Regions from separate parts of the Mus musculus genome. Here region 1 is linked to region 2. The links are chromatin loops, found by intact Hi-C in ENCODE. Cell type or tissue: heart. All regions are shown on one strand. Each heading gives the region's core, and the rest is flanking DNA. Links, peaks and the distances in the headings are about the cores only.

Region 1 (15,082 bases), core at 1-8,000, 96 kb before region 2:
CTGCTTCAGCAGTCACTTCCCAAGCTGTGCCACAGCTTTACTGTTCTCTCCAAACCTTGTCTGTAAAGCGCAGTGAGCCCTGGGATTTCAGAGAAGGCAGGCACACAGACACCGGAATCCCAAAGCCACCGCCAGCCTGCAATCCCAGGCTCCCGGAGGCTTTAGCCTGTTCTCCAAAAGGCCGCCTGTGCTGAGCTCACTGGTCCCATGTCTGCTGACCTTTAAATTATTTGGTCGGGGCTGAGATGTTTGTTTATGCTGCCCTTTCCTCTTCTTGTCGAATGAAAATTTTAAATGGTAGATTTGTCACTTGTGTAGACTGGCCCAGAAGCATCCATTGCTGAGCAGGTCCTGACCCCGGCCAGGATCATGTCCGTGTGAGAAAAGTGAAGGGCCAGTTCCTCTGCGCTGATTGTGTTGGGGCTGTGCATTGGTTGGTTGTTACAACAGGCTCTTGCTCCATGGCCCAGGGTGGCCTTTACCTGACATCTTCCTGCCTTCTCCTCCCAAGACATCCCAGGCAGTGCAGCCATGAGAGCCACGCCCAGCCCTTGGTTATGTTTTGGAAGAAAATGGAATGGAGTGGTGCCTGCCTTCAGCCTGGGGAAAGGCAAGAGGGCCAAGTGTTCAGAGCAGACAAGAGTGACTGAGGCTAGCCTCCCGTTATGAGGCCGTCTCATAAAAGAAAGGAAGGGGCTGCTCTTCTCGAGAGCTGGGGTTCAATTCCCAGCACCCACATTCATGGTCGCTAGCAACTCTGTAACTACAATGGACGTGTGGTGTTGAATAGACATATATGCAGGCAAAACACTTAAGCACATAAAGTAAACTTATTTCTTCTTTTTGGTTTTTGAGACAGGGTTTCTCTGTGTAGCCCTGGCTGTCCTGGAACTCACTCTGTAGACCAGGCTGGCCTCGAACTCAGAGATCCACCTACCTCTGCCTCCTGAGTGCTGGGATCAAAGGCGTGTGCTACCTACCACCACATGGAATCAAAACGAGCCCCCCCTCCCCTTTTTTTTAAGAGAAAGAGAAAGAGGAAAGGTGAGAGAGCGCAGAAGGAATGAGGAAGAAAAGGAAAATAAAAATAAAGACTAATGCCACGGGCCAAAACCCCAGGAAACTAGAAGCTGAGGCAGGAGAATTGTAAGTTAAGGCTAACCAGGGCTACATAGCAAGACCCTATCTCAAAAACAATACCCCCCCCCCAAAAAAAAATGACTAAGGAGAAAAAAAGATTCAGGGAAGTGTGTCTGGGAGGACCTGTCCAAGTGCAGGTAAGCCAGGCACAGTCAGTTTTATGCTAATCCTAGAACTCCCTTGAGAAAGATGGAGAAGGGAGAGACCAGCACCAAACAACAGAGGGACCCTGAGGCAGACAGGGCGGAAGGTGAGGACCCCACACTGGTTGTCCTTGGCTCTTCTCATCCGCACCATGGTACACAATGCCTACACACAGAGATTATGAAATACAATAAAAGAAGACTGGTGACAGCCATTAAGCGTCTCTGGAGGCTGCAGTTTCCATGAACCGTGTGGGCGCGGTTGAGGAAGAGGTGGACAGCCGTGTCATCTGCTTCATGGCTGCCTTGGAATCTTCATGTTCTTTTTTAAATCTGAAGTCGGTAACCAATCATTTCCCCTCCCTCGTCATTAGGAGTGATCCGCAAGGAGCTCTGTGCCTCGGAGGAGCTGAGGGAGACCTCTGCATCTGAACCTGCCCCCTCCGTCCCCTACTCCGCCCAAGGTGGCCACGGGGACTGCCCGTCCTCATCCAGTCTGGAGGCTGTGCCCAGTATGAAGGATGCCATGTGTGAGGAAAGGAGCAGCAGCCCTAGAAGCGCAGGGCCATCCTTGGGTACATCCCCTCTGTCCCCTCTGCCTTGTCTCCACTCCACACCAGACAGGGCAGGCTAGGGGTAGGAGCTGTTCAGCCAGGACCTGCAATATACAGTGGCCACTCGGTTCTGAATCCCTTTGCATGGTCTTGGTTTCTGAGCTAATCTTACTCTGTAGGACTACTCTAGTCCAGCCTGGCCTCAAACTCACTGTATGACCCAGGGTAGCCCCAAATGTATGATCCTCTTCCTCCTCTTCCTCTCCCTCCTCCTCTAGCTTCCCAAGTGCTTGAGATTACAGGTGTGCACCACACACCAGGCTTGCAAATATTTTAATATCAGCAGCTGCCAGACTATCTCAAGGGCAGGAGCTAGCAAGAGGTTCTGTAGTGTCATGCATGGGGGCTCTGAAGGTGGGCCCTTGGCTGTGTGGGTGAGCCTTCAGTCTTGGGTACCAGGAACTGCAGATGGCTGTGTGTGTGGCTCCCTGCCCGTCTACACCCTGTGGCTGACTCCCCCTCTGCTTCCTTTCAGCTGAGCCCTCTCCCCCAGAACTGCAGCCCTTGTCACCACCACCTGTGGAGGACATCTGCTCGGATGACTCAGATGACATTATCTTTTCGCCATTTCTGCCCAGGAAGAAAAGCCCCTCCCCGTTCTAAGACCCCAGCCATTGCCTCCAGGTGAGGTGGCTGGGGACAAGTCAGAGGACTCTAAATCTTGCTAGGGAAGAGCCCTGCCTCACTCCAGAACACCTCAGCCATCCATTTTCTTATGTGTCGTGCCTTTGAGGGGTGCTGGTGGCTCTGTACTCTCTGGGGACGGAGGGGGGAGGGTGGGCAACTCCCACTTCCATTTCCCACTTTAGCCTGTGTGTTTCTAGTGCCCACAGATAACGTCCACCTCAAGGCCAGGGCAGCAGACAGTCCTGCAAAGAGAACTCTTACAGAGTCTACTACTTGCTCTTAACATGGCACTGTTAGCTGTCATGTTGGCCTAGCCTTCCTGGTCTGCTGCTGCCCAGTGCCTTAACAGGTGCTACAGCTAAGCCTCCCGAGCCCACAGCAAGATGCAGTCATAGAAGAGCCAGCAAGAACCTATGGCCATCAGGGTCCCTAACTGAGTCCTTGTCCCATGGGCTCCTTGTTCCTCCCGGTTTTCTCCCCCACTGCCTCCATCACCCGCCCCAGGAGGATGAACTCTGGGAAGAGGTACCAGGCAGCGTCATCACAGAGTGGTCCAGCCACTAATGAGAAGCAGCCCGAGGATGGCTCAGGTCACCCAGACACAAGGCAAGGCAGCAGGGCCAGGAGGCAGGCAGCCCATTGTCCCAGAGGAGATATGTCTCAGGGAAGGACAAATTCCAGTACAGCCCTGTAACTGGGTGTGCAGAGGTACCTGCAGGTGACCGGTGCCATCTGGCACCCTCAGCATCTGGCAGCTTGAGGTGTTGGTCCCTTGTCTGTGAAATTAGCTCCTGGCAGTGGGTGAGAATGAGGGACTTTGGGCTTAGACAGGGTTTTAGGAGTATCCAGGCTCCATGTAACTTAGGCCTGCTGCCCAAGTGTCCCCTCCAGAGTGCCTGTTAGACTGGCTGCTGGTGGTCTCCATAGGTCACTGGAGATGGAACTTCCTGGTCCCATAGAACTGAGATTTGTCTCAAGGAAAACCTAATAAGGTTCTTTCTTGGAGTAGACCAGTGGGGACCCCCAAGAGGTTTGCTTTTGGGGACCATTTAGTTCCTGGCACCCTTCTCTACAAAACACTTGCCTGATAGGACGTTCAGGAAGTGAGCTGGGCTTGCCAGTTAGAGACCAGGAAGAGGGAGGGCCCAGCTTTGTCTACCTGCTCCTGGAAGGTTTAAGCACCCCTAATACTCTGATGGGACCAGGGACAGCTGCCTCCCATTTTTCTCCACCAGGGGGCAAAACACAACGCAGCCATGGCCTGGAGGCTGCCTGCCAAGGTAGTTTCTCAGTGAACTGGTGGTAACTTTACTCACATAGCAGCCGCCTGGAGCCCTCTGTAGATCTGCTTCCTTGTCAGAACTTGGCTGTGTTCCCTGTGATTGCTGCCACCCCTTAAAGCCTCAGACACCACCCACTAAGACACAAGACGGCGGCTACAGGTGGCCCTCATGTGCCTGTACCTTTCCCGGGGCCAGGAGTGTCCATGTGCCACTGCTCTGTCCCCTCCCTTATTTAACTGCAGCCATCTGTGCATTGAGTGTTCCGAGTGAGCAAACAGTCAGGGTGGGGTGTTTTCACCCCCTTCACCTGGGGGGGGGTGCTCCACCTCAGGAAGGGGTTATGCAAGATGGCACTCTAGCTGCAGGGCCAACCTGTGCACCCAGCCTGGCCAGTGGGCAATGAGGTCTGATCAGCCCCCGCACTTGGGTTTTCTAAGAACCTGCCTCTGAAACACAGGAAAGCTGTAGCCTTCCCATCCTTTGGTGTAGCAGCTCATCTATTAAAGGCAAAGCCTGTCTTGAAGCTGCCCCAGTAAATGAGGGTGAAGCCTGAAGCCTCTGCCTTTGGCAGGTGTCCGTCCTGTGTTCTGTGCTCTCCACCCACGCGCCATTGCCAGAGCAGACTGCCCCTGGCTGTCTGCATCAGAGAAAGTGCCCGGGGGAGGGGGGCGTGGTAGCCTATCTGGGGTGCAGGGGCAGTACAGTGAGCTCCCGCTGACTTCTCCAGGAGCCGATGTGGGAACTGGAAGTCCTGCCGGCCTGAACGGCACCTGATCTGTAAGACAAGAGTCCTTGTGCTTGGCTTGGTTGTGTAGGCACAAGTTCTCCAAGCCTGACTGGCCAGCCAGGGCCATTGGCAAAACAAAAACTACTGAGGGGTGAGGTATATGCCAATTGCCAGGGACTGTGGTAGGGTGGGGGGTGGGTCGAGGAAAGAGGAAGAAGAGTAGAGGCTGTGGGTTGGGCCAAGCCCTCTGGGAGTGTGCTGGTCTTGGACGCAGCCAGCTGTGGACTGGCAGTGGGGCCTTAAGAAGCAGCAAACTTCATCCCTGGGGGTGAGTAGGAGTGGAGACCTTTGTAAGGACCTCTGACCTCAGCATTCAGAACCAAAGGAGGCCCAGGTATGTGCAGAGCTGGGTCAGTGACGTCACTGTGCCCTGATTTCCACAGCAACAGCTCCACATCACCTTGTGCTTAAAGAGCAGGAGTGAGCCTTCTGTGTAGGCTGGTAGGTAGCTCATCTCTAAAAGAGCCCGTGCTCGCTTTGTGACCCCGCCCGATGGGTGGCTGTCAGTCTGCTGACCGAGGCCTCACTCACTGCTGTAGCTGACCTGTGCGCAGAGCTGAAAAAGTGAAAGGCTACGCACACCGCTCACGTTTACACACGCGCTTGCCTGAGGCTCTGAGCCTCTCTGGAGAGTGCACAGGAAGCCAGCAGGGACCTCAAAAGCCAGGAACAGACTGGAGCCATCCTCCTTGAAGATGCTGCCCCTATGAAAAAAAAAAGCAAGATCTGGGAAACTCTGCTCCCCTCTGCTCCCCTTGTTTCACCTCCACCCACCAGATGCAGCTGAGGAGGAAGCACAGAGAGGAGGCTGATACAAACCAGGCTTCCCAAAACTAGCAAAACAGACATCAGTGAGCTGCGTGTGGGTGGGAGCAAACCTGCGGAGATCGGAATCAGACTCTGTAGTGAGCTTTTTTTATATGGCGCCGGGGATGGGGCCCAGGTCCTTCTTTTGTTACTCTACCACTGAGCCACACCTCCAACCCCAAAGGTGCAGTCTTAATGCAGTATGACCGCATGGTCATGCCACATTCAGAGGGGCTTGAAGCCACCAAGACCACAGTCCCTGTAGGCCGCCTGATGGGTAACCAGAACTAATTTCCCAGGGCCCTGTGCCTGGCGTTTGTGTAAAACCCCACAGCACATGGGAGCTTTTTGTAGGTCCACTCATTTCAGTTTCAAGGAGCGACTGTGCCTGAATGACCCTGACTGCAGGTGCCGGCTGGATTCTGTCTGATAAATGTCTATTTTTGTCTCCCGAGGAGGGGAGAGAGGACTGTGCCTTCAGTCTCACAGAGACAGAGCCCTCTCTGTGAAGAGACCAATCATTAGAAAAAGAGGGAAGATTGGAGCAGAACAGATGTCTTTAAACCTATAAATACCTTCCCGGGAAAGCACTCTCAACTTTGAGATCTAAATAAAAATTCCAGTATATCCTGGTCAAACTAATTGCAAATTCCTCCTTGGGGAGGGGGAAGCCATACGTTCCTGGGTGGCTCGGAAGCTCTGAGGGCCAGAGACGGCTGGCTGACATGGAGCCTGTGGCCCTCTCCTGAGGTTCTTACCTACTTGGGGGTCACGGGGATCTGCATACAGCAGCCATACTGCAATCTCGACTAACCTGTCCAGTGCAGGCCGCAGCTGGGCAGGCACCTGTCAGAGCGCCTGCATCCACAAGCTGGGAAATGAAACTCAGAACGGCTCAGGCCAGTGGGGACTGGGTCCCCTGGCCTTTTTTTTTTTTTTAATGGGGTTTAACTAGATAGTACTTACTGGAATGAGGTTAAAAGCATGCACCACCACACCCAGCTAAAAAAATATTGTAATTTATAGCCAGCATGATGGCTTAGTAGATAAAGGCACTTCTTGGTACCATGCCTGAAACCCTGAGTTCAGCCTTCACCCACAGGGTAGAAGAGAGAAGCACAAGTTGTCCTCGGACGTGTGCATACATGTGTATGCATGTCAGGGTGTGTGTATGTGCATGTGTGTGTGTGTATGTGTGTGTGCGTGTGTGAGAGACAAATAATGAGAACACTTACATTTTTGTGTATATGTGTATATATATATATATATATATATATATATATATATATATATATTCATGTTTGTGTGGATATTCAAGTGAGTGTGTATGTTGCTTGCACATAATAGTACCTCAGGTCATAAGGGAGCATCGAATCCCCTGGAACTTGGAATTAACAGACAATTGTGAACCACCATGTGAGTGCTGGGTATTGAGCCTCAGTCCTCTGCCAAAACAAGAAGTGCTCTTAGTCGCTGAGCTATCTGTCCAGGCTCCACGGGGTCTTTCATGGACCTGGACCTCATTGATGCAGTTTCGAGGGCTGGCTAACATCCAGGGATCAGCCTCTCTGCCTTCCCACCCGGGGTTTCATACGTGTGCTGCCTCACCCAACCGATCTATGCTGGAGATCTGAACTCTGGTCCTCAGGCTTCCATGGCAAGTTCTTTATCTACCTAGCCATGTCCCAGGCCTTTGGTAAAAATATAATGTGAATGTGTGTGTGTGTGTGTGTGTGTGTGTGTGTGTGTGTGTGTGTGTGTGTGTATATGCATGCCATAACATCCTGTGGAGATCAGAAGAAAGCTTGCAGGAACCAGTTCTTTTCTTCTGCTGTGCTGATACCGGGTAATTGAACTTGGGTCATTAGACTTGGCAGCAAAACCCTAACCCACTGAGCCTTCTTACTGTCACTCCCTGGCTCCTTAATGGGGAAAAAAACAAAAACCAAAAATACAGTCTTAACAAGTCACCCAGGCTGGTCTTGAACCCAGCCTGTAGCCTAGACATGCCTTAAATGAGGGATCCTTTGGCCCCAGCTTCCCAAGGAGCTAGGAATATAGCCTGCCCCACCCTGCCTGGCTCACACACACCTTCTTCAGGTTTGGGGAGAGTGACTCCATGCCTGACCAGGATGCTTTTAAATGTGCCATCTCCCCAAGTCCTCAGGGAACACAGAATAAAGATTTTTGAATCCCTGGCTCCCTTTGGCAGCGCTGTCAGGTTCAGAATAGGAATGATGAGGAAGGGAACAGGCTGGCCTGTCTGCACAGGCACCCACTAATGGCCTTTGGCTAGCATGCCTTCCCATGGGCTCCCTCAAGTTGGCCCCCGTTACAGCTGGAGGGACAGCCCTATTAGTCGGTGCCTGCCTGAGGACCCTGGAAAAGGTTTCCATGGTGCTGGGGCTCTCTGAATAAGGAGAAAAGGGGTGCCCCTGAGCTACCCGTTAATTAAGCCCAGAACAGCCAGGATTCAAAGAACAGTCCAGTGTGTGCCAGGGCTCCTGGGGGCCATTCATGGGACCCAGCCTGCGGCTTTCTTCCTCTCAGCTCCTCTCTTCCCAGGCCCGGCTTCTAAGAGATGAAAGCAGAGAGGCTGTGGCGTAGGCGGGGAGGGGGCACCGCTGACATAATACATGAGAAAGGCCGTTCCCTGCCAGTGCCGCTGCCATCCGCCCCCTCCCTTGGCACATGTGATGCTTCCCTCGGACAGGGCTGGCTGCTGAGCCAGGGCTGACCTACCTGAAGTCCCGCCTCCTCCTCGTGTGCCCCCACCCTCCTGCTTCTACCACTCCACTCGGCTACTTCCTGTTAAGTGAGGTGTTTTCAGGTACTGTCCCTAGCATCTGCCCCTCTGGATACCTGGGGGCTTTCAGCATGTACAGTGCCCAAATTTGGCTCGACCTCGACTCCAAGCCTGCTGCTCCTGATCCTGTGAATGGCATAGCATAGCAAGCAACATGTGCACACAAACGCATGTGTGCACACAGATGGGCACATGGTCACAAAACTGTAGTGTGCTCACAAGTATACACATGCAGGAATACAAGCATAAACATGGTAGCATGTGTATATACAAAAGTACATGCAAGGGACTGGTGAGATGGTTCAGTAGGTTAAGTGTTTGCCAAGCAAGCAGGAGGACCTGAGTTCAATTCCTAGAATGTGCATTAAAATACAACAACAATGGGCTGGGGAGATGGCTCAGAGGTTAAGAGCACTGACTACTCTTCCAGAGGTCTTGAGTTCAATTCCCAGCAACCTCATGTTGGCTCACAATCATCCTTAAAGAGATCTGATGCCCTCTTCTGGTGTGTCTGAAGAAGACAGCTACAGTGTACTCATATAAATAAAAACAAAAACAACAACAAAAACAACAACAAAAATAGCCAGGCATAGTGGATCATGCCTTTAATTCCAGCCCTTGGAAGGCAGAGGGAAGCAGAAGTCTGGGATTTTGAGAACAGCCTGGTCTACATAGTTCCAGACCAGCCAAGGCTACACTGTCTCCAAAAATAAAACAACAGCAAATATCTGAGCAGCACTGGCCAGCCAGCCCCACCCATTTGGCTAACTTGAGGCTAGTAAGAGACCCTGTCTAAACAAAACAAAACAAAACAAAATAAAACAAACCAAGGTGAATGGTGAAGTTGACCTCTGGCTTCCACATGTGCACGCACATGCACACATGCACGCACACACACCTGTACGCAAATATTCAGATGCAAATACATCTACAGTTCCTTTGGTTTGGAGGGAAAAAAAAGACCTGAGTGGCTGCGCACGCCTTTAATCCCAGCACTTGGGAGGCAGAGGCAGGTGGATCTCTTGAGTTTGAGGCCAGCCTGGTCAATGGAGGGAGTTCCAGGACAGCCAAGGCTAACTTTTGTCTTTAAGCTAGATATGGCTGCCCATAACCCCAGCACCTAGGAGGCTAAGGCAGGAGGATCGAGAAATACAGAACCTGGCTGCCTGAGGAGAGAGTTTTCTTTGGGGATGTGCCCCCCACTCCCCGTTGACTGGCCTTACTCCAGCTGATGGCTTCACCCCCGTGTATACATGGATGTGCTGGGTTAGAACAGCGTTCCTCTTTTTGAGGAAGAGGACATGAAACTGGGAGAGCAACCTGGTGAGGGGATCGGTGAGTTAAAAGTAGCGAATGGAGTAGATATGATCAAACTCCGTGCCATACAATTATCACGTTCTCAAGGAATAAATATAGTAGAAAAAAAAGTCCAACCTGACCTACAGAATGAGACCTGTCCCCACCCCCACCCCCCAGAAACAACAACAAAGCAAAGGCCTCTGATGGGGTATGCTGTCATCAGGACCGTTCCTTCCAGGCCCAAGCCAAAGATTGCCTGTGGAGATGATCGGGGCTCCTGTTCACAACCCACAACATAACTGCTGGCTGCAAGCTTCAAGCGGCTTTTAAAGTGATATCCAGTCCTGGCAAAGGAGAGGCTCTGCCCCCAGAACTGCCCGGGTTCCATTCCGTATTCACCTGCTGTTAGCTGATCCTGCTGACACGCCAGCCACTGTCTGGAAGCACAATTTCCAGTCTCTGTTCCCTCGCCTTTCCAAGATGTTGTGTGTGTGACTGAGAGAAGCAACTAGCCAGCCGTTGTGTGCTCCGGGATCCCTTGGAAGGGCCCAAGCTCAGTGGTTAAGAGGACCACCCACGGTGCCTCACAAACAGTCTGTAACTCCAATTGTCTCTCTCTAGCAGGCACCAGGCATGTGTGTAGCACATGGACATACATGCAGATGAAACACACATAAAAATACAAAATTACCCAGACACTATTGCATATGCCCGCAAGATTTTGCTGTCAGGACCTTGATATAGCTATCTTTTTTTTTTTTTTAAGATTTATTTGTTGTTATATGTAAGTACACTGTAGCTGTCTTCAGACACACCAGAAGAGGGCGTTAGATCTCATTATGGGTGGTTGTGAGCCACCATGTGGTTGCTGAGATTTGAACTCAGGATCTTCAGAAGAGCAGACAGTGCTCTTACCCGATGAGCCATCTCGCCAGACCTTGATATATCTATCTCTTGTGAGGCTATGCCAGTGCCTGGCAAATACAGAAGTGGATGCTGACAGTCATCTATTGGATGGAACACAGGGCCCCCAATGAAGGAGCTAGAGAAAGTACCCAAGGAGCTGAAGGGGTCTGCAACTCTATAGGAGGAACAACAGTACCCCCCAGAGCTGTGTTTCTAGTTGCATATGTAGCAGAGGATGGCCTAATCGGCCATCAGTGGGAGGAGAGGCCCTTGGTCTTTCGAAGATTATATGCCCCAGTACAGGGGAATGCCAGGGCCAGATAGCATTTGAAATGTAAATGAAGAAAATATCTAATAAAAATTAATTAATTAATTAAAAAACCAAAATTCGGGCAAGCTTGGCAAATTAAAAAAAAAATTAAAAATCGAAACGATTACTGTTACTGTTTCCTGCGGCCTTTGTTACATAACGAAGGTGTGCATGGGTGCATGGAAGGTGAGGGATGGAAGGATGTGTGTGTGACTGAGAGATGGATGTGGGTGGATGTAAAGATGCCTGTGGGGGGTGGGGATGGATGCGTGTATGGACAGAGATGGATGAAGGCTGGACATAGGGTAGACAGATGAATGAGCCGATGTGTGGTTGTATGATAGATGGTAAGCGGATAGAAAGATGAGTGGGCAGAGGATGATGGTTGGAGATATGGATAAAAGGATGGATGGATGGATGGATGGATGGACGATGACAGGTTGGCTAATGGACAGGATAGATGGGTGGATGGGTACATGTAGAGATGGATGGATAGGCCTATGGTGGAATGGATGGACTGAAAAAGGAGTGGGTGGCAGCTGGCTGGCTAGACAATGGATGCACGTGTAGCTGGAAGCAAACGAATGGAGTGGAATAGGGTGACAGGGGAACACAGAAAGAAATACACATATAGATGGCTGATGGGCACGGTGTGACCCTGGAGCTCAGGAAGGAGGCCAGGGCTTGTGTGGGGAGTCCTTGTGTGTGGGGAATCCTCCTGGGGAGCTTGGATCAGACCCCGAGAGATGTGGGAACAGAGTGCCGGCAGAATGATGGAGTCCACTGTTTAGAGAGAGTGAATGAGCAGGGTGGGGGACTGTGAAAGATGACCACTCCCAGTGCCCACTGGAGCCCACTAGGACTCCCCAGCATGGGAGGCAGGATACAGCCAAGCTGCTGGCTAAGATGGGGAGAGGCCTAACCTTGAGGAAGCAGCTTCAGATGAGAGAACATTTTCTTTTGTTTTGTTTTTCAAGACTAAGTTTCTTTGTGTGGCTCTGACTGTCCTGGAACTAGCTCTATAGACCAGGCTGGCCTCGAACTCACAGAGATCCACCTGTTTCTGGCATGCTGGGATTAAAGGCATATGCCACCACTCCCAGGCTGAGAACTGTTTGTTTGTTTGTTTGTTTGTTTGTTTGTTTCTCGAGACAGGATTTCTCTGTATAGCCCTGGCTGTCCTGCTAATATATCTCAGTATGTAGACCAGGCTAGCCTTAAACTAAGATTATCCTACCTCTGTCTCCTGGGTGCTGGGATTAAAGATATACATCACAATGCCCCGATCCAAATGGATGGATTTTCTGTGCAGTTCTCTTCTGTGATTTCTTCCAGAGCCATCTCACCAGTGGCCCACGGAGACCTGGAGAAGCAGAAAGGCTATGGCAAGATCTACAGAGGCTGGAGTGGGACCTCAGAGCGCACCTCCACTCTAGCTGTTTGTACAGGCTCTCCCGCAGCCCAAACTTCTGATCCTCCCAAATGCTGGCATGATGGAGCGGCGGCGTGTATCAACATGCCTGTCTTAGTTACAGTTGCTGTGATAAAACACTATAACCAAAAGCAACTTGAGGAGATAGGGGTTATTCAGAGTTCCATGTGACGGTTCATCATCAAAATCAGTGAGGGCAGGAACTCAAGCAGGGCTGGAACCTGGAGGCTGATGCAGAGGCCATGGAGGGGTGCTGCTTACTGGCTTGCACCTCATGGCTTGCTCAGCCTGCTTTCTTAAAGAGCCCTGGGGCTGGAGGGATGGCTCAGTCGTTAAGAGCACTAATTGTTCTTCCAAAGGTCCTGAGTTCACTTCCCAGCAACCACATGGCGGCTCACAAACATCTACAATGAGTTCTGATATCCTCTTCTGGTGTGGCTGAAGAGAGTGACAGTGTACTCAAATACATTAAATAAATAAATACCCAGGACTACCAGCCCAGGGATGGCAAGGCCCACAATGGAATGGACCCTCCCCCACTAATCACTAGTTAAGAAAATGCCCTACAGTTGGATCGTATGGAGGCATTTTCTCAAATGGGGTTCCTCCTTTCAGATGACTCTACCTTGTGTCAAGTTGACATAAAAATAGCCAGCACCGTGCCCAACTTCACCCTAGAAATCTGAAAGAACGCCCTGACTTCATAGCCAGCTCACTCTGGGAGAAAGGGCCCACATGCAATAGAGTCCAGGTGAGGATCCACCTGGCCAGGGCAGCCAGAGCAGGTGAATTACTCGAGCCTCAGTTTCTCCATCTGTAAATTAGGTAGCATGCCCTGCTGTGTGTCTGGATGCTTGTGAGCAAGCAGCTGGGCCACCTGTACAGCCCTAGGTATTCTAGAAACATTCACACCTGGCCTTTCTCATCAATCACTGCCTGCCCTGCCTGGGAAAAGGCAGAGCCTGTCAGAGATGAGACTGGTTCTGGGGACTTTGGACTTGGTTATGAGGCCCTGCAAGGTCATAGAAAGACCATCAAGGGAGGGGCAGAGAAAGAAGGGAGTAGCATGGCCTTCGCTGCCGGGGTTCCGGAGTCGGACCTTGACCCTGACCTTGAATGAGGCCTTCCTTTTTCAGAGTACAGGCATGAGGCCACAAGGCTGAGGCCAGACTCGCATGGCTCTGGAAGCCGCTCCTTCGCCGTGGCTGATGCTGGGCGTACAGACAAGGCAGCCCAGGGGTAGATGGCACTAAGGGTTCTCTCGTAAAGCCCAAAGGTCCCCAAATGATCAATAAAGGGCTCCACCTCCTTGCCCCACAGTTCATTCTGAATAAGATGAGTAAGCGTGCTACCCTCAAGGCAGCTTCCAGAACCTTCCTCACTAGTGCTTACAGGAAGGAGGAGGGGTTCCTGGGAGCCCTGTCTCCATCTGTCTCGGGGGTGGCACCCTCTAGGTTCAAAGCCAGGCCAGATAAATCATCCCCTCAGTCACGGGCAAGGACAGCTTAAGTGGGCAAGGACAGCTTAAGTGCAGTGTTTTGTTCGGTTGGGTTGGTTTGTTGTTGTCGAGTGGAGTCCAGGGACCCAGGGACCCAGGGACCCCCTGTTTTGGCCAGGCTGCCTCATCTAAAACCCCCTAGAACTTCTTACTTCCCTCAGACTCACAGAGGGTGAGGTTCCATTTTCTAATATATTGACGTGGGGAGCAAGGCCTGTGAGAATTCCTGACTCTCAAAGAACCTCCAAGACAGCAGGAAAGCCTATCTTTGCCTTTCCAGAGTCCCTCTGTGTGTGTGTGTGTGTGTGTGTGTGTGTGTGTGTGTGTGTGTGTGTGTGTGGTGTGTGTACACATGTCTCTGTGTGCCGGAGTCCCTCTCTTTGTGTGTGTGTGTGTGTGTGTGTGTGTGTGGTGTGTGTACACATGTCTCTGTGTGCCGGAGTCCCTCTCTTTGTGTGTGTGTGTGTGTGTGTGTGTATACACATGTCTCTGTGTGTGTTGTCGAAATGGAAATTGAAATCAGGGCCTTGTATGTTCTAAGGGCTTTGAGCCATGCTCCAAACCTAGGTAGGTGTTTTACTACTGAGTTATAATGCTAACTATTTTACTTTTCTCTTCTTTTCTTTCTCTCTCTCTCTCTCTCTCTCTCTCTCTCTCTTTTGGATAGTGTTTCTCTGTGTAGTCCTGGCTGTCCTGGAACTCACTCTGTAGACCAGGCTGGCCTCAAACTCAGAGATCCTCCTGCCTCTGCCTCCTGAGTGCTGGGATTAAAGGCGTGTGCCACCAACCAGCTTCTCTTTTTTCTTTTTGATTTTAAGAAGGGTCTGTCTGAGGTGCCCAAGTTGCCTTTGAACTTACTCTAAAGTCCAGGCATCTCTTGAACAAAGCTGTGATCTTCCTGCCTCAGCCTCCTGAGTGGCTATGATGACAGGTATGTGGCCTCAGGGACAGTACCAGGCTGTGTCTACCTTTGTCTGAGGGGATCTGCTGCTGGGCCCATAGGACTTGAGTCAGTGCTCTGTGGGGCTGAGGCCTCTGGCTGACTTACTGGTTCCCACTGACTTTCTGAAGGTTAGATGAGGCTGTCACCTGTCATTGCTGGCTCAGGTTGTGTTTTGATGGCTCCACAGGCCTCTGAAGACAGTGTTGGCTGGCTGGCGTCTCTCCAAACTCCAGAGACACCAGCCCTCATGGCCAGATTAAAAAGAAATGTCCCTGTGCCTATTCTGTGGTCAGGACGCATCGGCTATCCTGGAGTGTTTCACGGTGGCTAGGTAATCCTGACAGTTGTGTGACCCGAGTGTCACCCTGCCACATGTCAGCACGCACAGGGCCAATCTGGGCCTCCAGTCCTCTCCTCGTCCCTCCTAGTGCTGGTGAGGGCTGATTCCAGAATTGTGAACCTCACTGGATGGGATCCAAACACAGGG
Region 2 (16,227 bases), core at 4,067-12,066:
TCTCGTTGAGATGTAAATATCAGGATAGGGATCTGGAGAGATGGCTCAGTGGTTAAGCACACCCTCTGCTCTTGCAGAGGACCAGGGTTCAATTCCCAGCACCCACATAGTGGCTGGCTCACAATTGTCTGTAACTCTTGTTCCAGAGGCTATGATGCCCTCTTCTGGCCTCCACAGGCATCAAGCATGTGTATGATACACAGGAATACAGGCAGGTAAAACATTTGTGCACATAAAATAAATAAATCTTCAAAAAAAAAAAAAAGGCTACTAAGACTTCCTCCAGGCCACAGAGAACCCAGAAAGCTGAAAGGTGGTTGGGGGAGGGGAAGGGGGGTGTCTCTGAGCAGAAAACAGTCCTCAAACCTCTTCCTGCTGTGGCCCTGTCAGAGGGTGGAGGCCTGACTAGCCAGCCATGTGAGGAAGCCAAGCCTTCAGGCTCACCTCCAGATAAATAAGCCCTGCAGAGCCCAGGGTCTCCTCGCCTGTCCCCTGCCTGCCTGGCACAGATACAAGGACGCACAAGTGCAGATGCCTTTCTGTGAACACAGACTCTTGCTGGCTGCAGATATCTCTCCACTCTGCTCCACCTCTGACCTGTGACCTCGGCCATACACTGCCCCTTCCTGGACTCTGTGTCCTGCTATGGGTTGAGAGCTTGAATCCCTCATCGGCCAAAGATGGAGGAGCTGGGTTGGTTGTGCGAGGGCTGTGGGGTTGGGTGTGGACCAGGTCCTCCTGAGCCAATTTGGCCCCTGCTCCTGTGTCTGACCCCCACGCTTCCTCCCTGTACCCCCTCTGGGGAGGGACCTTAATTAACATCTTCCTGTTCAGTTTCCAAAAACATATTTGGGAGGATTATTTTGCAAAGGAAATGTTTTTGAAAGAATCTTGTGTCCCGTTGTTCCAACCCAGGGAAGTGGGGGCAACGGTCAGAGCAGGGACACTGAGTGAGGCTTTGGGGGACCCTGATGTTTAGGTGAGCAAATCTGATAGACTCCAGACTTGAGCCCCTCTCAGAGCAACCATCCACCTCCCAAGAGAACCTGGGGTGACAGTGAGAAGGCTGGAAGCCGAAGATGGGAGGCAGACTGTGTGTGTGTGTGTGTGTGTGTGTGTGTGTGTGTGTGTGTGTGTGTGTGTGTGTGTATGTGTGTGTGTGTGTTTGTGTGTGTGTGTATGTGTGTGTGTGTGTGAGTGTGTGTGTGTGTGTATGTGTGTGTGTGTGTGTTTGTGTGTGTGTGTATGTGTGTGAGTGTGTGTGTATATGTGTGTGTGTGTGTGTGTGTATGTGTATGTGTATGTGTGAGTAAGTGTATGTATGGGACACACCCTTCACAATCAACCACAGCAAGCCCCAGGTGCATCTCAGGCCCTGTGTCTAAACCACTTATTCTCTTTCTCCTGGGCAAGTACTTGAACACTCTCCCACCGTGGCTCACAGACCTATCTTCCTCTTCTCTCTCCTGCCCCTAGAAAATTCCTTTGGGATCTGGGTCCAACCCACTTTGACCATGACCTCTGACCTCTGACAGATGTCCTTCAGGACCTTGGGGACTTTTTCCTGTGTGGAACCTGTGTCTGTCTCTTCAGCAGCGGGGACACCTTAAGTTCATGTTATCTTTCCCTTGAACTTGGTCCTTGGAAGATCCTTTGTTTACTGTTTACATTTCTTATACATTTCCATCCTTCCTGCCTCCTCCCTCCCTTCTTTCCTCTTTTCCTCCTTTTCTTTCTCTCTATACATACGTGCACATATGTACATGTGGATACTTACAGAAGCCAGAGGAGGGCCCTGCAGCTGCAGTTGCCCACCTGATGGGGGTGCTGGGCACAGAACTTAGGTCCTTTGCAAGAGCCACAAGAGCTGAGAACCACTGAGCCATCTCTCCAGCCTGCCTTCTTTTCTTCCTTTTCATGGGGTCTCCTGTATGTGGTTCTGAGGATCGAACTCAGGGCCTTGTGTGTGCTGGACCAGCACGCTACCCACTGAGCTGCATTCCCAACTCCTCCCCTCTCACCTGCTACTTGCTTTGCCCTGTTCCTTCTTATCCTGCTTCCTTTTAATTATTTCTATCAAGGGCTGGAATTACAGACACAAGCTGACTACTTCTTCCCCTCCTCTTCTTCCTCCTCCTCCTCCTCTTCCTCCTTCTCCTCCTTCACCCTTCTCCTTCCTTTATTTTTGTTTTTTTCAAGACAGGGTTTCTCTGTGAAGCCCTGGCTGTCCTAGAACTCCATCTATAGACCAGGCTGGCCTCGAACTCACAAAGACCCGCCTGCCTCTGCCTCCCAAATGCTGGAATTAAAGGTATGAGCCACCACCGCCCAGCTACCCCCTCCCCTCATGTAGCCCAGGCTGGCCTCAAGAAAGATCACCTCCACCTCCCAGATACTGGGGTTTTAAGCATGTACCACCATACTTGGTGTTGTGTGTTATTGGGGGTTGACCTTGGGCCCTGGTGTGTGTTAAGCTAGCACTCTCCCCACTGAGCCCCAACCCCAGTGCCCTCTGTTCTTAGTTCCTATCCTGAGAATCATCCACACTGAACCATGCCTGCTGCCGAAAACATAGCAGGCTGTTAGCATGTGGGAGGCACCTGCCAAAAACATGACATGAAAGAAATGACTGACTCCCTTGTGAGAGGGTTCAGGAGACCCCGTGGATCCCGCCGGGACACTGACCCATGAAGTCTGCAGACCATCCCTTGGCTGTCACCTCTCAGTTCTACACCCTCACCCCCACCCCATGATCGTGTGTAGTTTTTTGCTCACTTAAAGCTTCCGTCTCAACCTGTCACCTACAGGCCCTTCTTGTCCACTGTGAACCCTCTCACCAGGTCCCAGTCCAAAAGGTGTGCTCCATAAATAAAGAGTGTTTCATAAATGTTTGTTGAATGATTAAATGTTGGTGACTCTGTCATGGACCTAGGAGGGTCTAGGAGTAGGGTCTCTTAACAAAAATCCTTTAGCTCAAAATGCATCCCTCATTTCCTGGGAACGTGGCTTAGTTGGTGGAGTGTTTGCCTAGCATGCCTGAAGCCCTGAGTTCCATCCCAGAGTCTCATAAACAGGATATGGTGGCCAGTGTCTATAATCCCAGCACTTGGGATGTGGAGACAGGAGGAACTACGTGGTGAGTTCCAGGCCAGCCTTGGCTACATCAGACCTTCTCTGGACAAGAAGCACCCTTCAGTTCCTGCTTCCTGTATACCCATGCTCCTTTGTTCCAGCTTCTCCCTAAGCCTCAGTTTCTACCCCATCCTGCCTTCTGAGCCGTAAGCCAGTCTCAGCTCTCCTCTGGCCTCTGGCCGCCTCGAGCTGGGGGAAATTCCACAAACTTCATCCAGTGCTGGCTACGAAGAGGACATTTCTCAACCCCCTAGGGATTCTCTGAGGCAGGGGTGGGACAGTGGGTCAGAGTCTGCAGCCAGCTGGGGTAGACAAGTGTGAAGGGCATAAGGCTGGAGTTCTTCTGGCAACTTCCCGGGCTTATCTGGGCCTCAGTTTCCCCTTTGAGAAAAGAGAGGGGCGGGGCTGCCCAGCCTGAGGCATGCGCTTTCTGGTCTTTTCTCCTCTTCTGTTCTCTTTTATTTTTGCCTGACTTTGCTTCTTCAAGAGTTTCTACCTGGGCTGGAGAGATGGCTCAGCGTGGTTAAGAGCACTGACTGCTCTTCTGGAGGTCCTGAGTTCAATTCCCAGCAGCCACATGGTAACTCACAACCACCTGTAATGAGACCGGATGCCCTCTTGTGTGTCTGAAGACAGCGGTGGTGTACTCATATTCATAAGATAAATAAATAAATCTTTTATAAAAAAAAAAAAAAAGGAGTTTCTACCTATCTTTGTTAGTATCTCTCTGCTACTTCCCCACCCCTACCCTGTACCCTCCCTCACCCCCATTCCTAGGAGTGATCCTAAGGGCGCATGCGCACCACAAAGGCACAGTGCTTCATCCTCAGCCTTCTGTTTACTCTGTTTACAGAGTCTCACCATACGTTTCCCGGGCTGGTATTGAACTCACGATCCTCCTGCTTCAGCCTCCCATTACGTTGGGATGACTGGCTACTGACATCAGGCCCTGCCATGTCTACTTTTCTCTGTTGCCTCCTCTTTGTCTCTGCTCGGCCCGCCGGTCCCCATTTCCAGCCCTACCCGTCTCTTCAGTGTTCCTTGGGGCTCACAACTCCTCCCCATCCCACAGATGTCCTGGAACTGGTGTGAGGTTATTTTAGGAGCTGGTGGCTCCCCTGGGTCTTTCCCAAGCGCCTTGGCAGGGATGGAACACATTGGAAGCCAGTCGGCTCTGCCGGGGCAGGCGGCCTGTGCTGCCTGAGGCTGATGGGAGTGTGGTTCAGGGACGCAGCACAGACTTCCTGGTGACAGAGGCTTAGGCAGTGGCCACAGCCTGTCCCTAAGGATTCCCGGGAAGGGCTCATTCCCAACCACAGGGACAATATAAAATGTCTCTCTCTTTATCTCTTTGTTATATTTTATTTTTGAGACGGGATCTTACACATCTTAGAGTAGCCTCCAATTTGCTATGTAGCCAAGGATGATCTTGAATTTCAAATTTTCTTCTTCTATCTGTCTGGTGCAGAGATGATGGGTGACCACCAATCATGTCCAGTTTATGCATTTTCGTGCATGCTGGGCAAGCAGTCTACCAACAAAGCCGCAGCCCCAACCCCCCCCTTTTTTTGACAAAATATGACCGTACCCTAGGGAGCCATGGAACTCACAGTCCCTCCTGCCTCCGTCTCCTGCCTGCTGAGACTACAGATGTGAACTATCTCAACTGTCACAGAGATTTTTCTATTGCTTATCTTTAAAAAAATAAAAAGAGCCAGGCTATGGTGGCCATGCCTTTAATCCCAGCACTTGAAGGCAGAGGCAGGTGGAGTTTGAGGCCAGTCCAGTCTCAGAGTGAGTTCTAGGACAGCCAGGGCTACTCAGAGAAACTCTGTCTTGAAAAGAATATTAATAAAGACCGGTGGGGTGCTGGGAAGACGGCTCTGTGGGTGAAGGGCTTGCTGTGCAAACCTGAGGACCTGGGTTCAATTCCCTAGTGATTATATAGAATCTCAGTGTGGCATGCCTATAACCCCAGAGCTGGGGGGTGGGTGCTGACAGGTTGGTGGAGCTTGCCCGCTAACCATTCTAGCCAGATTGGCGAGCTCCAGGTTCTGTAAGAGACCCTGCCTCAAATACAAGACAAAAGCAAGCAGAAGCACTAGTAAGGTAGAGAGTGACAAAAAAAAAGACAGCTGATATTGGCAACATATCATATGTATATGGGCACACACACATGCATATACCACACACACGTGGACACACACACACACACTTTTTAATTTTATTTTGAGTGCATAAGTGTTTTGCCTGTGCACCACATACATGACTGGTCCCTGCAGTGAACAGAAGAGGGCGTCAGATCCCCTGGAACTGCAGTCACAGATGGTGGGAGGTGCCACGTGGGTGCTGGGAATTGCATCGGGCTCCTCCGGAAAAGGCGCCTGGTGCTCTAAACTGCTGAGCCATCTCCGCAGCTCTCTACTCTGACATTTTCTAAGTGCTCAGGGTAAAACTTAATTATATGCTTCACCTAACTCAGCGTGTCAAAACTTACTGTTTAAACATGGAATCAATATGAAAATCATGGCAGGGATAATTACCAGCAGATAGTAAGTGCAGAAATCAGTGGGCGTTGCTGGGTCATTGCGGCTCATGTATATGTCATGGGTCGATCTCACCTACCCCCTTTCCTACCCACTTCCTGTCCCCACCCCAGCCCCCACCATCCCTAATGCACCCCCCCATCTTTATGCTTTTTGGTCTTTATGTTTTTTGAGGTTTCCATATTTGAAAGAAAACATGTAACACTTTTTTTTTTTTTTAGTTTTTCGAGACACGGTTTCTCTGTGTAGCCCTGGCTGTCCTGGAACTCACTTTGTAGACCAGGCTGGCCTCAAACTCAGAAATCTGCCTGCCTCTGCCTCCCAAGTGCTGGGATTAAAGGTGTGTGCCACCATGCCCGGCTAACACTTTTTTTTTTTAATTTAAATATTTTTTTACACAAGGTTTCATATAGCTGAGGCTGCCCTTGGACTTCAGATTTTCAGGTCCTATATAATAATAAATAGGCAAAGTGATGCAGGATTGTAGGCTCAGCACTTGAGAGGCTGAGGCACCCATGTCTCAGGGAGCTCAAGGCTACCTTGGACTAAAGAATGAGACCAACCATGTCTCAGAAAGGGAGGAGAGGGCTGGCCATGTAGCATAGGGGAGGAAACACTTGTCTAGCATGCATGAAGTCCTGGGCACCATCCCCAGTACCCCATAAACCAGGTACAGTGGTATACACCTGTAATTTCACACTCTGGAGGTGGAGGAATGGGGATCAAGAGAGCAAGAGTATCCTTGGCTACGCAGTGAGTTTGAGGGCAGCCTGGGCTACGTAAGACTCCGTCTTTGAAGGAAGAAAGGAAGGGATTATTAGCATGCCTTTTGTCCTGATTTGGGAATCTAGTCTGTGTTATAGACTCATATCTCCATGGAATATTCCAGAAGTTCAGTGGGCGCATTCTGTCAGTCTCTCTGTCTACAAGACAAACTACATGAACACAGCCTTCCCAGGGTCTACTGTGCATGAATGCACTGGTGGTCTATAAATGCCCCTGCAAGGCTGAGTGAGGTAGTGCACATGTGCCTCTCAAAAGCGTGAATCTCCATTACTGAAAAAAAAAAAAAAAAAAAAAAAAGCAGGGCTTGGCTGTGCCCACCTGTCACTCAGGAGCTGGGGGTGGGGTAGAGACAGGAATGCCACTGGGGCTTGAGGTTAGCATCTTAGCTTCAGGCTCAGTTAGAGATCCTGTCTCAAAGGATAAGGCAGAGAGAGACAGAGCAGGATACCTGATTCCTCTTCTGGCTTACCTAAGCATTTTCGCGCGCGCGCGCGCGCGCGCGCACACACACACACACATCTTTAAAATAGCCGGGCAGTGGTGGCGCACGCCTTTAATCCCAGCACTTGGGAGGTAGAGGCAGGAGGATTTCTGAGTTCAAGGCCAGCCTGGTCTACAGAGTGAGTTTCAGGACAGCCAGGGCTACACAGAGAAACCCTGTCTCGAAAAACCAAAACCAAAAATAAATAAATAAATTAGTTAATAAAATAATGCTCCTGTCTGGTGAGCCGTGTCCCCTCCCTGGTTCTGGGGCTCAGAATTTCCGCACCTACACCTTCAGCACAGCGTGAAGGGGATCCTCCAGACACTTTATTGTCTGGTTGTATTTACAGCTCTTCCTTCCTCCAATCCAGTCCCCGGGTCTGTTTATAGCGCTGGCGCTTCGGCAGTGTCCCTGGAGCCCAGCATGCATCTGGAGAAAATATCTGGCTCCGTCAAGGTCAGATGTGAGTAGGCAGGCATGTTCTTGCCTGCACAGCTGGCCCTAACCCTGTCTGCCTCAGTGGCCTCCTCAAATTGTGTTTCTGTTCCAGACAACCCTCTGTGGGCCATACCTCAAAGGTGGCTTCACATTGGCTCCTTTCCTATTGGCATTGAGTCAGTTTGGATGGTTGGGAGGGAATCCCTTCAACACCCGCCCCCACACCCTCCAGCACTATCCTCTGTTACAATGTGCCACATTTATCCGGGCATTTTTTCTTTGACTTGGCTCCTTACTGCCCCCTGGAGGTTGCTCACAGCAATGCACCATCAGGGAAACAGCCCAAAAGGGAAAGGGAAGGTTCTTGTCCAACAGGGTTGTGAACAAATATGAACACTCTTGATGGTTGCAAAATTAATGGGTTACTGGGAAACACTGACTGAGGAGTTTGGCTCAGAAACTGACAGATGTAGCCGAGAAAAGATGATTCCCCTTCATCATGACCGGGAGCCTCCAACTTTCAATCCTCCTGCCTCAGTGCTGGGATTATAGTTCTGTGCCACCACACCCAGATTGTTGTTGGTTTGGGTACCTTCCCATAACCTAACTCCTGTTCATTCTACAACAGCCACCCGTAGTGCCTCCTCCTCCTGAAAGCCAACCCAGATGGACCTCCATCCCATGCTTCCAAGGGATGTGTTTAGGGTGGGGACTCGGGCAGGCATACTGCTGGCTTCAAACCTTGGCTCTGTGATGGTCTAGCTGTGTGTCTGTGCTCCTACATCCTTTTCCAGAATATGGATCTCAGAACCAATCCCAAAGGCTGTCAGCTTTAGAGATGCCTGTAAACTGGCCAGTAGGTATCTGACAGGGAGCAAGCCTGGGCTACGCGAAGTGACCACTTCTTAAAAGCAGCCTGGGTGTAGTGGCACAGGTCTATAATCTCAGCACTGAGGAGGCTGGGATAAAACTTGAAAGTCGGAGGCAAGCCTGGGCTAAGTAAGGACATTCTTAGAAACACATGAACAGGGGAAAATGGATGAGGGAAAAGGATGACGTGGGGAGGAAGAAGAGAAGTGGAGGAGCCAGGGAAGAGGAGAGGGGGAGGAGAGTTGGCACTCAGCACTGGCCAGGGTCTGGCCAAGATGTCCGCCTACACCGCGCCCCGCCCCCCATCCTGGTGTAGCTCCTCCCCTAAGCTGGGTGGAGACCAGCTCCTGCTTAAGAACCTTCAAAGTCAACAGCTCCAGGCAAAACCGCACATCCGGGTGGAGGTAGGAGGTGCGGGTGCTGCCTAAATGGCAGGTCTGTTAGTCTCAGCCCTGAACCACCTCACCTGGCAGCAGGCCCACCAGACAGCACGGCATAGAGGACTACTGCCCGCCACACCATCGAATCTCACAAAATCCAACCAGGCCAGGGCAGAGGCAGCCAAGGAAGGAGCTGGGTTCCCTGACATTGGTGTGGGGGCAAAGTGCATCTCGGGTCTCTCCTTGGCCCATTCTGTCCCCGGGGCTGTAGCTGCCTGGGTCATTGGGAGTTGTCACAGCCTCCTGCTCCAACCCTACCAGACACAAGTCCCAGCCACTCAGAGGGATGCAAGCACAGGTCTGTGTGACACCATGGGGCAGAGTCCAGTTGTGGGAGCACGTCCAGCCTCCATCAGAATGGCCTGGGGTTCCAACACTTCCCAGCTGTAGAGACTGAGCTGGGTGGTGGGCAGCCGCCAGCTTTCCTACCACACAGACCTCATAAGCCGGAAGGGGGAGGTTGAGGCTCACAGGGGATGGAGACCGTTGGAAGCAGGCATCTTTGACCTCTCTGTCCCTGGCAGCAAAATCTGGGCCTCATGTCTCAACAGGTATGGGGCTCCCCCGCCCCCATCCCCAGGCTCCCAATTCCAAGCTATGGCCTCCAGGCTGCAAGAGCCGGAGAACAAGGTGCCCACGTCGATGTTCCTCTCATCCTAGGAAAGATGGAGGTGGAGTGGGCTGACCCAGTTCCCCTGCTCAGCCACATCTGTCTTGTTTACCTTCCTTCATCAAGGAGACAGGCACTGGGTGTGTGTGTGTGGGGGGGGGGGAGCACTAAGGGGAGGAGGTGACAGAGGTCAGCATTAGCAACTCCAGCACGTGGCTGTGAAGCACAGAAGGCCACTGGCTCAAGGTAGCCAGGGGGTTAGAACCTGTCCACACTCCTGACTTGTGGGCTTTGACCCCAGCCCTGAGTTCTGGTACCAACCAGCACTGTATTGCACATCCAGAGAATTTGAAGATGGACATCTCGTCCCAGCAGCATCCCTACATAGGGGAAAGGAGAAGGGGAAAGCCATGAAGCCGGCCTGCAGTCTCCTAGTGGGCCCTGCGGCCCAGGGCTTTAGTGTGTGTGGTTTTGAGAGACTGTCACAGGGACCTGGGACTTGCCAGGGTCTCCTGACTGGCTGGCTGGAGACCCCAGCACAGACCACTGTGTTCTGTGCCTTGCACAAGTGCTGGGCATCAAACTCAGATCCCCCTACTTGCGCAGCAAGCACTTACTGATGGTACTTCTTCCCCATGGCCCTCCAGGAAGGTGAGCATGTGGGGTCTGCAGACTCTGCACCCAGCCAGGCAGGTCCAGCAGGCTCACCCCAGGGAATCTCTGTTGCTCTGGGCTGCCCCCTGCAGGCTCAGCCAACCCTGCCATGCTAGTGAGCCATCTCTGTGTCCTGCTTGACCTTGGTACCCATAGCTCCCTGCCAGACTGTGTCCATCCGTGCAGCGGTATCTGGGAAGAGGCAAAGCAGGCCAGAGGCTCAGCCCTGCCAGGGCCTGGAGAGAAGAACGGTGGCAGAGGGGACCCACGGGGACAGGAGAAAAGGAGACACGTGCTTGTTACACACTCATCTGCAGGCTTTACCCCCAAGGCTCTGGGCCCCCACCACAGCTACACTGTGACCCAACTTCCCCCTTCAGAGAGTCCCAGAGGCCCCCATAACCGCCCCCACAGACTTGGGCTTCTCTCCTCCATCCTTGAGGTGGCCTCGAGGGCCCCAGTGGATCCTTCTCATTGGCTCAGCCCAAGAGGCAGCCGGCCAGGAGAGGCGTGGGGGTGTGGGAAAGGCCCTCCCCATCTGTAGACTGGACACTGGAATGTGCTGAGCAGAGCCAGGCCTAATCCCCATTCATCCCCTTGAGGCCACTGAGCCACTGCAGCGGGGCAGCCCTGGGATGGAAGGGGACTGGATCAGGGACACATTCCCAGTATGGTAGACAGTTGATGGATGGTCAGACTGAGGTCATAAGGTCAGCCAGGGTTCTATAGGAGGACACACTTTCTTCACTCTTTGAGACCGATGGGGTCAGTGTGAGGCTCTGGAGTATGGGAGTTGGGGGGGGCCCTGGTTACACCCTCCCTACAAAGATGGGTGATGTATCCCCAGATGTGCACAAGACCCTGAATAGTGCTGGTGGCAGAGCTAGGTAGACCTGGGGAAGTATGTTGAAAGGACCAGTGTATTCACTGATGAACCCAGGGCAAGAGCGCTGCCACTAAGCCATGTACCCAGCCCCCTCTCCAGCAGGGTTAGCCTGAGGGGGGAGGAAAAATGGGGCACAGAGGTCCATGTGACCCAGACAAGGCCCCTAGAGGTGGGGCCCCCATGCCCCGCCCCAGCGGGCTCTGCTATATCTCCAGCTGCCTCATCCCCACACCCAGTGGCTGAGGGCAATGACACTGCAGGTGGGTAAGATCCACAGCCCAGGGAGGTTGCAAATGCTGGAGAAGGAAGTGGAGTGGGGGGGTGGGCGCCTGGTGGGGCCACCTACTCCACTATAGAGCTGGGAATGTTTATAGCTTCTCCTCAGCCCCCAAGCAGAGAGGCTGTGGGGGTAAGGTTGGACCACCACACCCAGAGCAACATGGAAGTAGAGGCTTGGGCTTGGTGGGAGCCGGTGTCCCTGAATAAACAGCACACTTGATGGGGAGGAAGGAGGTTGCAGCCCTCTGGGGCTCTGTCCCCTGTGTTTTGCCTTCAGTTCGAAGCCTTCTGTGCAGGGGGTCTGGCCCCTGGCTGGAGCCTGACTGTCCAGGGACATGCAGATGCTGGAGAAGAGAAGTAAGAGCCTCCCTCGCTGGGGTCGGGACCCTCCAGCCACACTCCTGACCCTAATCACACTCTCCACCCATAGGTTCGAGATCAACTTCTTAACAGACGCCGGAGACATCGCCTTCCACGTCAAACCTCGATTCTCCAGCGCCACGGTGGTGGGCAATGCTTTCCAGGGAGGACGGTGGGGGCAGGAGGAGGTGTCCAGCATATTCCCACTGACTCTGGGAGAGCCCTTTGAGGTGATGGGGTCTGTGGGAGGAAGGAGAGGTGGGGTGGGACACCTAGGACCCGTGAAGACAGGGACTGCGGAGGATAAATGCATGGGCTGGTGCACCCTGCTGGGCCGAGTGGCCTCCTTTCACGGAGTTTGTTCACAGGGTGTCTCTCTCTCTCTGGCTACTAACCACCTTCTCTTGGTGAAAAGAGGGATCCCCAGCTAGGAACTCAGGACCAGGTGGTCCACACCATGCTTTGCCAAGTAGCCAGGGTTGTGTTTTATAAAATGCGGCAGGAGGGAGCACCTTGGTGGGCCAGGCCAATGAGCACCTTGGTGGGCCAGGCCAATGTGTCGTCGTCCCCGTCCCCCCCCCCCCCCCCGAGGAATCAGCACCGTGCAACAGGCCTAGTACAAAATGAAGTTTATTGGAGGGAAAGGAAGGCAACGTGGAAAGGGGATAGTGGCAGAGAAAAGGGGGCAGAGAAGGACAGAAAGACAGAGGAGAGAAGACAGAAAGAGGAAGAAAGGTAGAGGCTGGCTGAGAACACGTGGAGAAGAGAGAGAAGAGAGGGAGAGAGGGAGAGACAGAGACAGAGAGACAAAGAGGAGCCAAGCTGAATGAATAGTCCTGGCTCACACTTGGCTGCTGTTGGGTGGAGCCTGGAGAGATTGCTGACAGCCAAGAAGGCTTCTGTGGTTGGGGCCCAGAGACACCCCCCACACACACACACTTTCCCTTCCCCTCAGATGGAGGTGAGTGCAGACGCAGAACACTTCCACATTTATGCCCAGGAACAAAAGGTGCTCCAGTTCCCACATCGGCACCGACCGCTGGCCACCATCACCAGAGTGCGAGTGCTCAGTGAGCATCGGCTGGCCCAGGTGGAGCTGGCCAAGCGGAGCCTGAGCTGGGGGTAAGGTGCCCGCCATGTCCTCACACACTAACCCAGGTGGAATTGGCCAAGTGGAGCCTGAGCTGAGGGTAAGGTGCCCGCCATGTCCTCACACACCATTCGGGATTCCTATCTGCCTGGTCCCTGGTTGGCTAACGTATGTCACCTTCTTCTGGCCTTGCACAGCTGTTTCCCTCCCTCACCCCCCAGTTGTCCACATCTGGTTAGAGCAAGCAGAGCTAAAACCAGAACCTTGGATTCTTGCAGCGATGGGGGCTACTGAGCAGACTGGACCACAGCCTACAAGAGCCAGCCTTGACCATCCTGCATCCCCTTCTACCTGGAGCCACGGGACACACACTACACACGTTATAGATGCTGGGAAGCTGAGGCTCTGTGTGAACCCCGAGCTTTACCTTCAATAAAATATGAGCAGGTTACAGTCTTGGCTGCTGTGGAGGTGGGGCTGTTCTGTGGGGCTGTGACAGCCACAGATGTGCCTGCCAGGAAAAGGGGCTTCCTGAGACCAATGCCCCAGGCGCTGGGCAGTCCCTCCCCTTGTCCCCAAGACCCTGGCTGGAGTCTGAGGCTCTATTTCAAAGGGTACTCACTCACTCTCTGACACTCACATGACCCTATCATGGGGTGAAACACGGTGGACAGGAGACTGTGGTGGGGCTTTCAGTCCCTTTTGGCACAGGGTTCAGTCTGGTCCTGTCTAAGACATCATTTCAGAAGCACCGAGCGCTTCCTGGAAGCTTCCTCCTCCCCCTGCTTCCCATTGGAGTCCTTCCTGTTTCCTCTGGTCCCACCTGGATGGGAGACGTGCTCCTGTCCCTGTAGTCTTCTATGTGTGCGTGCGTGCGTGCGTGCGTGTGTGTGTGTGTGTGTGTGTGTGTGTGTGTGTGTGTGTGTGTGTGTGTGTACAGACAGGCACAGGGCAGTGGGAGAAAGGGAGGGAGGACCCTGAGGACCACTGACAGGAACTGGGCTCAGCCTTCAGCTTCCCAGCTCTACTTCCACAAATCCTCCCCCCAGGTGACCAGGGAGAAAAGCTCTCCTGCCCTGGAAGAGCCAAGCCTTCCAACCACCGCCCAGGTGCTCCCTGGGTCAGGCCAGGCAGCCACAGAGGCTCACGGATAGTTTCCTTATGAGTGCAGGTGCATGTACCAGGACAGGACCTAGGACTTCCTCAAACTCTCTCTGACTTACTGCTCTAAGAAAGGATTTCTCACTGAACTGGAAGCTTGCTGTTTTGGCTAAGCTCCCTTACCAGTGAGCTCTGGGGGTCCATCCGTCTCTGCCCTGCTGCCCTGGGATTATAGTCATGGACAGCTTTTTATGTTGGTGCTGGGATTTGAACTTCATGCTTGCAGAGCAATCACTCTTAACCACTGAGTCATCCCCCAGATTATCTGTCTTTGTTCTTTTTAAGTGTCTGTCTGTCTGTCATCTACCCATTTTTTTTGTTTGTTTTGTTTTGTTTTGTTTTTCGAGACAGGGTTTCTCTGTGAAGCCCTGGCTGTCCTGGAACTCACTTTGTAGACCAGGTGTAGTGGTTATTCCTGGTTGTCAACTTGACTATATTTGGAATGACTACAATCCGGAATTGGAAGGCTCACCAGTGACCCTTATCTGGAGGCTTGGAGATCCTTATCTGGATCTTGGTTTGAAGATCTTGAGCCACAGTGGCTATGAATTCCAGAAGATTGAATCTCCGAGTTTAAGGAACACACATTTAATCTGGGCTACGCCTTTCATCTGGGATTAAAGGTGTGGTGGAACACACCTTTAATCTGGGCTACACCTTCTGCTGGAGACAATATAAGGACATTGGAAGAAGGGAGTCTAGCTCTTGCTCCTGCTCCTTCGCCTGCTTGCTGCGTGAGACTGAGTAACTGCTAGATCCTTGGACTTCCATTCACAGCTGTGACTGAACGATTGTTGGGAATTGAGCTGCCGACTGTAAGTCATCAATAAATTCCTTTATTATCTAGAGACTATCCATAAGTTCTGTGACTCTAGAGAACCCTGACTAATACAGAAGTTGGTACCAGGAGTGGGGTGTGCAGAGATATTCCTTCTAAGGTGAAAGATAAGTTATTGCACCTGGCCCCTCCTACAACCAAGAAAGAAGCACAACGTTTAGTGGGCCTATTTGGATTCTGGAGACAACACATCCCTCACTTGGGTGTGTTACTTAGGCCTATTTACCAAGTGACTCGGAAAGCTGCTAGCTTTGTGTGGGGCCTGGAACAGGAGAAGGCCCTTCAACAGGTCCAGGCTGCTGTGCAGGCTGCTCTACCACTTGGACCATATGACCCAGCAGACCCGATGGTACTTGAGGTGTCTGTGGCTGATAGAGATGCTGTTTGGAGCCTCTGGCAGGCCCCTGTAGGTGAATCACAGAAAAGACCTTTGGGATTTTGGAGCAAAGCTCTACCATCATCTGCAGACAACTATTCTCCCTTTGAAAAACAGCTCTTGGCCTGCTATTGGGCCTTAGTGGAAACTGAACGTTTGACAATAGGACACCAAGTCACTATGCGACCTGAATTACCCATCATGAGCTGGGTACTATCAGACCCTGCAAGTCATAAAGTGGGACGCGCACAGCAGCAGTCTATTATCAAATGGAAGTGGTATATACGTGATCGGGCCAGAGCAGGTCCTGAAGGCACAAGCAAGTTACATGAAGAAGTTGCTCAAATGCCTATGGTTTCTACTCCTGTTACAATGCCATCTGCTGCCAAGCATGCACCTATAGCCTCATGGGGTGTTCCCTATGATCAACTGACCGAAGAGGAGAAGACTAGAGCCTGGTTTACTGATGGCTCTGCACGTTATGCAGGCACCACCCAGAAGTGGACAGCTGCAGCATTACAACCCCTTTCTGGGACAACCTTGAAAGACACAGGTGAAGGGAAATCTTCACAGTGGGCAGAACTTCGTGCAGTACACATGGTATTACAGTTTGTTTGCAAGAAGAAATGGCCAGATGTACGATTATTCACTGACTCATGGGCTGTAGCCAATGGATTGGCTGGATGGTCAGGCACTTGGAAAGATCACAATTGGAAAATTGGTGAGAAAGACATCTGGGGAAGAAGTATGTGGATAGATCTCTCCAAATGGGCAAAGGATGTGAAGATATTTGTGTCCCATGTAAATGCTCACCAAAAGGTGACTTCAGCCGAGGAGGAGTTCAATAATCAAGTGGATAAGATGACCCGTTCTGTGGACAGTCAGCCTCTCTCCCCAGCCATCCCTGTCATTGCTCAATGGGCACATGAACAAAGTGGCCATGGTGGTCGAGATGGAGGTTATGCTTGGGCTCAGCAACACGGGCTTCCACTCACCAAAGCTGACCTGGCTACAGCTGCTGCTGATTGCCAGATCTGCCAACAGCAGAAACCAACACTAAGTCCCAGATATGGCACCATTCCTCGAGGTGACCAGCCAGCAACCTGGTGGCAGGTTGACTACATTGGACCACTTCCTTCATGGAAAGGACAGCGTTTTGTTCTTACTGGAGTAGATACTTATTCTGGTTATGGATTTGCTTTTCCTGCACGTAATGCCTCTGCTAAAACCACCATTCATGGATTGACAGAATGCCTTATCTATCGTCATGGTATTCC

What was found. A loop is a pair of places that touch in the nucleus more often than their neighbours do. Peaks named below come from ENCODE experiments on the same cell type or tissue, not always from the same donor. Only the 100,000 strongest peaks of a DNase experiment are listed, where the experiment ranks them.
Region 1: it touches region 2 in a loop (1.8-fold over the local background); 2 of 42 quality-filtered maps call a loop at or near these places.

The regions. Positions count from the first base shown.
Region 1 is chr5:140,652,784-140,667,865 of GRCm38, reverse strand. Iqce (IQ motif containing E) reads left to right here. Exons shown (of 23, transcript NM_028833.3): 22 at 1,658-1,858; 23 at 2,373-4,361. The coding sequence ends at 2,500. Among named protein-coding and RNA genes, the nearest start is that of Ttyh3, 11 kb to the right of the region's middle. In heart, for the core only: a CTCF peak has its summit at 3,755 (motif pointing right); DNase peaks (open chromatin) are centred at 3,905 and 4,434; H3K27ac peaks cover 3,067 bases.
Region 2 is chr5:140,559,921-140,576,147 of GRCm38, reverse strand. Grifin (galectin-related inter-fiber protein) reads left to right here and starts at 11,081. Exons shown (of 5, transcript NM_030022.1): 1 at 11,081-11,106; 2 at 11,403-11,482; 3 at 11,556-11,715; 4 at 12,441-12,607; 5 at 12,854-12,959. The coding sequence starts at 11,095. The coding sequence ends at 12,869. It also overlaps Gm52800. In heart, for the core only: CTCF peaks have their summits at 7,708 (motif pointing left) and 10,047 (motif pointing left); DNase peaks (open chromatin) are centred at 4,267, 7,387, 8,617, 10,467 and 4 weaker places; H3K27ac peaks cover 2,511 bases; H3K27me3 peaks cover 940 bases.